Regions from separate parts of the Mus musculus genome. Here region 2 is linked to region 1. A link is a loop called in an ENCODE intact Hi-C map of the cell type or tissue named here. Cell type or tissue: left cerebral cortex. All regions are shown on one strand. Each heading gives the region's core, and the rest is flanking DNA. Links, peaks and the distances in the headings are about the cores only.

Region 1 (2,907 bases), core at 104-2,603:
GAATACTTTCGGGCACTTGATAAAATGATGAATGCGCCAAGAATGGAATGAGGCCAGATGGCAGCTGGGGGGAGGGGGAAGGGGGAGGGGGAGGGGGCGTGCAGAATTGGAAGTAGCAGAATCTTGATGCTAAACACTGTCACTCTGAAGGAAGTGTCCTTAAAGGTACTGAGAAATGAGGGCGGCCATCCCAACAGGGTTGGTCTCCGTACGTTTCCTCACCTGCATTTCGTTCGTAGTCCCCGATGAATCGTTTAGTGAGGAATCGGACCACCAAAGCTGCAATTCAGAAAAGAAAACAGACTGTTAACCCACTAAGTTAGACGGTTCTCCACCCCACCCCCACCTGGAAAACAACTCTTCCAAAGAAAGTCACAGCCGGCCACCGAGGGCTCCTTGACCCTCTACCAGACACAAGGAGGTAGGAGTGAATTACAGCTCTGCCAGCAGGAAGGGTCTTGAGGCCCAGCCCCTCCGCGGAGCCCAGCTGGGCCACACCTAAGCCTTCCAGCAGGCAAACTTCTTCCTAACCTTACGGAACTCCTGGAGGGGTTACAATCACTAGCTCCCCCATTCCGCCCCAGATCCTGCCAAAAGCCCAAAGCCCCAAAGTTCTACTCTGGCCCGAAAGTCGGCGGGACGCTCTGGGCCCCAGTGACCCTCTTCGTTAAAGCAGAGACATGAAGAGGCAGAGGATCCCACTGCAACGCCCACCGTCTCTCAGTTCCAGTCCGAGCGGGGGTCTCCCACGTCCCGCCCCTCCACCAAGCGGGTTCCTCGCATGGACTCACCGGTCTTGCCCACGCCGCTGGCCCCTACCACGGCGATCTTAACGAGCCGGCGGCCCGCAGCCCCCAGGCAGCAGTCGGCAGCGGTGCTGCCTGGGGCGGGGTACTCTGCGATGGTACACATGTTCTGGATGAGGCGCATCGCCGCTACGGCCCGGCTGCACGGAGCGGGGAGGAAAGTCAGGACAGGAGACGGCTCGCGCTGCAAGGAGAGGAGGGTACCCCGTCGGAGGGCGCGCGGGCAGAAACTGGAAAGAACGGGAGAGCGCGACGAGAAGAGAGGCTCGGGGGTTCCGGATCGCGGCTGGGATGGCAGCCGCCGGGGCGCGGGTTTTCTCTGGCCCAGGCCCCGCCTCCATTCCAGCAGCCAATCCCCGAGCGCCCCGCTCGAGGCCCCGCCCACGGCCTGCACTACCAGGCTGCGCCCCCACAGGAGCCGAGAGCGAGTGCGGGGCCCCGTGAGATCCGAGGAAAACAGGGCGGCCGGCGCGAGGGTGGCAACGTGCGGGACCCAGCCGGCTCCCGCTGCGCTAGCACGCGGCCGCACCGGTGCCTGCGGGGTCACGGGGTCTCAGATCCGCGTGGGGGGATCTGGCCGTGTCTGCTGGGTCTCAGGTCCACGTGGGGGGAATCTGTCCTTGCCTTCATAGGAGACCTGGCGTGTCCGCGGGATCTCAGATCCGCGGTGGGTTTAGAAGCACCCACCCTTGTCTGCCAACCTCGCCGCTGGGCCTCCGTAGGTCAGTCCCTAGGCATTCTCTGAATTGGGTCCCAGGTCCCCTAACCTCTCTGACCACTGGCTTCTCCACCTCTGACCCCAAGGAACCTGCTGGGAGCCCCATAGGTCACTGCCCTGTTTGGCCCTGCCCTATGTTCTGCTCGTGCGCTCGACATCTTTGCACTGACTTGGCTACATTCAAAGTATTATCCTGGATTATACATTTTCCCCATCCTTGTATTCCTAAACAAAGGCACCCCTCCGTGACCCAAAATGTGGCGTTTGTCTTTGGGGCAAAATACCTATTTTGTTCTAGTTCTTGCCAACAGTGCAAGCCCACGAGAAGGCACACAACGTGGAAAGCAAGTACCGCACCCCGAGAGGCAAAGCCAGGCTAAAAGTCACTAGAACAAGCTTGCATGGCTAGCCCAGTCACGCCTCCTCCCAGATCTGTGAAAGGTAAGACAAGAAGTCAGTGCAGCTGTGGATTGGACTCACCGGGAGGCAGAGGGGCCCCACGGTTAGCCTAGTCATAAAGGTTAGTTAAAAGTGGCTTGTCGCCAAGGAAGATGAGGAGTCTAGCACTCATAAAAATACCAAGTACCCCCGTGTCCTCATCAGAGAAAATCACAGACAACTGCTGGCCAGATCCCAACTTCAGCAACCTACTTTATCTATCGCCACCAGCATGCCCTTACAACCCTCAGGGCCTTTTATCTTGGTGCCTAAGAGCAAAGCCTGTGGCATTTTGTACACCTTTATTGAAGGTAGAAAAGCAAAAGAAGCTGATTCCAGGCTCAACACACCGTTTCTTGTTTAATCACAGTCCATTCTGGGCTTCATTCACCAGGTAATAAGAATTTACCCTCCTACTCTGGTCAGACCGGGACAAACCCTGTATCTAGTAACAGTTTGAAGGGGTGAAGAAATCGGAGGGGAACTAGGAAGATTATGTAGACTTGCCTGGTTAAGTCTTCCAGGATGAACAACAGAATGGAGGGGGTGGGGTGGCAAACAGGCTGAGCAGTCACGGTAGTAAAAGTCTGCCTTCTAGGGAAAACACTGGACTGAAGCAAGATCAGACGTCTGAGTCTGGGACAAAGGGCATGGCCAATTTGCATCATGTCTTTCTGTGTGGTTTAAATCAAACTTGAGTTTTGCCGGTCTATAAAATCAAACTTAGCAAGGCTATAATTAAGGTACCGTGCACCTTTCAGCCCCCGGCCCTCTAGCCTGCAATTCTCTAGTGTTTACATGGGAAATAATTACGTAGTCTACAACATTTGTTCGGCTGCTTTTTGCACACACAGACCTGATAAAGATTCTCAAAGGGAATTTTGCCTTGAATCACTTTAGCGTCTGGTGTTTCATTTTCGTTACCATGGGACTAACCAGACCAGT
Region 2 (2,907 bases), core at 263-2,762, 58 kb before region 1:
CAGTTACAAAGCAAGACTGGAAGCCATGTATATTCTGCTTTTAAAAAACAACTTGCTTGTGAATAACTAGATCACCCCACACATTGGCATTTATCCCTTCAGAAAGCAATGCCTCAGTGTCTTAATTAAGGGCCCGCTCTTAAAGGCTCCATTATTTACCAACATTAGCACACCGGGAACGAAGCCTCCAACATAGGACCCTTTGGCACACGGGTGCCACATCCAGCTCCTATTGAGGAAAGGGAGTCTGCTTCTACCTCTACTGGCAGCTCCAGGATCTGGTAGTGTCCCTCATATGCTTGGAGAGAAGGGCTGAAACCAAAGCTGCAGAGCTGTCATCCAGTGCCTAGGGGTGGGGGTGGGGTGCTGAAGGAAAGAGGTTTCATGGGGAAACTGACATATGAGCTGGTCCAGCAAGGAAAAAGCATTTCTAGGAATAGGAACTGAAAGCCTGGTCCTGACCACTCCTTTCGAGAAAGCACGTTCATGTCTCTGCCTGCAGAGTGCTGTGCGCTCCTCCCACAGCTGCAGTGTCCTCTGTCCCTGTCTTTCCCAGCCTGTGTCTGCTTCTTATTCCTATAGGAAGCCCCTCTTCCCAGTGCCACAGCTGGCCACTTCCTGGCTAAGCCCTCCACTTAGGGACTCCAGGCATCCCTTCTGAAATCTGAACTCATACAGCAGCACTTCCTGTCCCGTGTCATTTCCGCCACATGCCTCCTTTTTAGCTGCAATTAGGAACTCGGGGTCATGAAAGCCCTTCCTGGTCACCTTCGGATCATCTTGAAGTTTTACCCTTTCTACAGTGAGATCCTCAAACTGCTGGCAGACAGGCCCTGGGCCTTTATTTAGGGCTAGGTTTCTCTACCAAGATCCCATGAACCCAGATACAGGGCTCTTGTAGCCCCTGACCTGAGACACTGCCACTGCAGAGAGCTACCCATTTCTGGGGGTCTGAGGTTACACACATTCATCACACAGAGGCCAGAGGTTGATGTTGGGCATCTTCCTTTAAGTCGTTTTATTAAACCTCCTGTCTCCACCTTCCCAACACTGGGAATACAGCTCTACACCACAGCACCCAGCTTTTTACCCGGATGCTGAGTATACAGGACTCAGGTCCTCATGCTGAATAGCCAGCTAGCCACCTCTCCAGCCCCAGAGCCACCGATTTCGTAATCTGTGAATAGGCAGAATCTGTCCCCGAAGCTTAGGACTCAGGGTATGTGGCTGAGGGTAAGGGGAGTGATCAAGAACCATCCTGGGATCCTCTGCCAGGCCTGATCAACCCCATCAGTACCAAACAGCCTTTCAGTTCCCTTCCCCACATGCTAATGCCACTGTCATTCACTCTGCCCAGTGAATCCTCTTCAGGGAACAGCAGTGGAGGGCAGCCTTTCTGGCCTCTTGGGTTGGAATATGTACTGCCTGGCTGAGTTTGAATTCCTGGACCAGCTGGGCTGGGGGTTGCTATTCCAGGAGGGTGGAGTGGCCTCTTTTTTGGCTCCTGAGGGGTATCTTTAATGCCACCCACCAATAGCAGTATGCCTCAACATCTCCGTGTGCCAGGGTGAGACATATGGTGTATTTTTACCAAGTGTGCAGATCTGGACAGGAAAGGAAGCTCATCACTGGCACTTCCTTATTTGGCCATTGTTCCTTGCTTCCTTCCCAGCTTACTCCTCTCTGCTCATTTTTCTTCCTCCCCTCCATGCCTGTGAGTGGACTTCCGGGTCCTGCCCCATCCCTGTTCTAGCTGGAGACTTTTCCCTTAGCGTATTACAGTCTCCACTTTGGTAGCCTCCATCAGTTGCCATCCCATTGCCAGAACGGACTCATGCTGGCCCTGCCCCAGGCCCCGACACTCATATGCATGCTACGAACACCTAGTAAATGCCACAAGTCTGGATGCCCAGCCTTCCTAGTTCCTCCATCCTGGGACCCCCATTTGGCCTATAGAGTTATCTAGCTATATGTGCTTTTTACAGACAGTACCGTATAACCGCGAGATGCAGAAACTGCCCCCATTTGTTAGCTTTCTAACTTCAAAGCTTCTTCCCTCTCTGACCTCAGTTTCTGTGAGTATAAAATGGAGATGATACTTATTTCTCAGGATTACCAAAATTAGGTATGAGTAAGGTTATACCTAAGGTGTGGTAATGGCCAGTAGTATCTGCTGTCTTTTTCTCTCTAGTTGACTGTATAGATTCTTTATTTATTTTTTTTAACCTAGAAGTTGGAGGGCCAGTATTCATATCAGTTAGGTAAAGGAAATAACAAACAGCCCTAGAAACTCAGGACAGTCATCTGTTTATATTCACAGAAATTTCTAGACACAAACTCTCAAATTCCCAATTAATTATCCTATATAAAAATGATGTACTATTTGCATACAACCTACATATGGCTAGCTGCCTGTGTATTTTAAGTCATCTCTAGATTACTTTTTAGACCCAGGCTAATGTAAATGCTATGCAGAAAGCTGTTACACTCAACATTTAGGGAGTAAGAAAAGCCTGAGCATTATACATGTTCAGTGTGGATGGATTATTTTCCAGAATATCTTTTATCCACAGCCGGTTGAATGCATGGATACAGAACCGTCAGGTGATTGCCGTTCACAGTGATAGTTAGCATCTTCTCTGTTGTGGGTCCCTCTCTGGGAAGAACAAAATCTGGCTTGTGCCAGAAGAAGAGACTGGGGATGGTGTCAACCACCAGTGACTGCCCAGCAGTGCGGAAGATGCAGAGGGGGATCCTGTTTCTTAAAGTGCAATGTCACTACTTAAAGTCACTGTCACTTGGACATAGAAATAGTTAAGAGGAGATTCAGGCAGTATCTCCATAGTCCTTCCTGTACTGTAAGCATGCTAAGTCCTGAGGATAAGCCACCTGCTCCTGCTGCAATCC

What was found. Hi-C counts contacts between places; a loop is a spot of excess contacts. Peaks named below come from ENCODE experiments on the same cell type or tissue, not always from the same donor. Only the 100,000 strongest peaks of a DNase experiment are listed, where the experiment ranks them.
Region 2: it touches region 1 in a loop (3-fold over the local background); 14 of 42 quality-filtered maps call a loop at or near these places.

The regions. Positions count from the first base shown.
Region 1 is chr5:74,193,475-74,196,381 of GRCm38, reverse strand. Rasl11b (RAS-like, family 11, member B) reads right to left here and starts at 1,056. Exons shown (of 4, transcript NM_026878.1): 1 at 792-1,056; 2 at 223-279. The coding sequence starts at 930. In left cerebral cortex, for the core only: a CTCF peak has its summit at 1,208; DNase peaks (open chromatin) are centred at 269, 669, 1,165 and 2,601; H3K4me3 peaks cover 1,633 bases; H3K27ac peaks cover 1,764 bases.
Region 2 is chr5:74,251,657-74,254,563 of GRCm38, reverse strand. The region is part of intron 5 of Scfd2 (Sec1 family domain containing 2); the gene reads left to right. Among named protein-coding and RNA genes, the nearest start is that of Rasl11b, 58 kb to the right of the region's middle. In left cerebral cortex, for the core only: no CTCF peak of the experiment used is centred there; DNase peaks (open chromatin) are centred at 568, 1,537, 2,540 and 2,635; H3K27ac peaks cover 2,500 bases.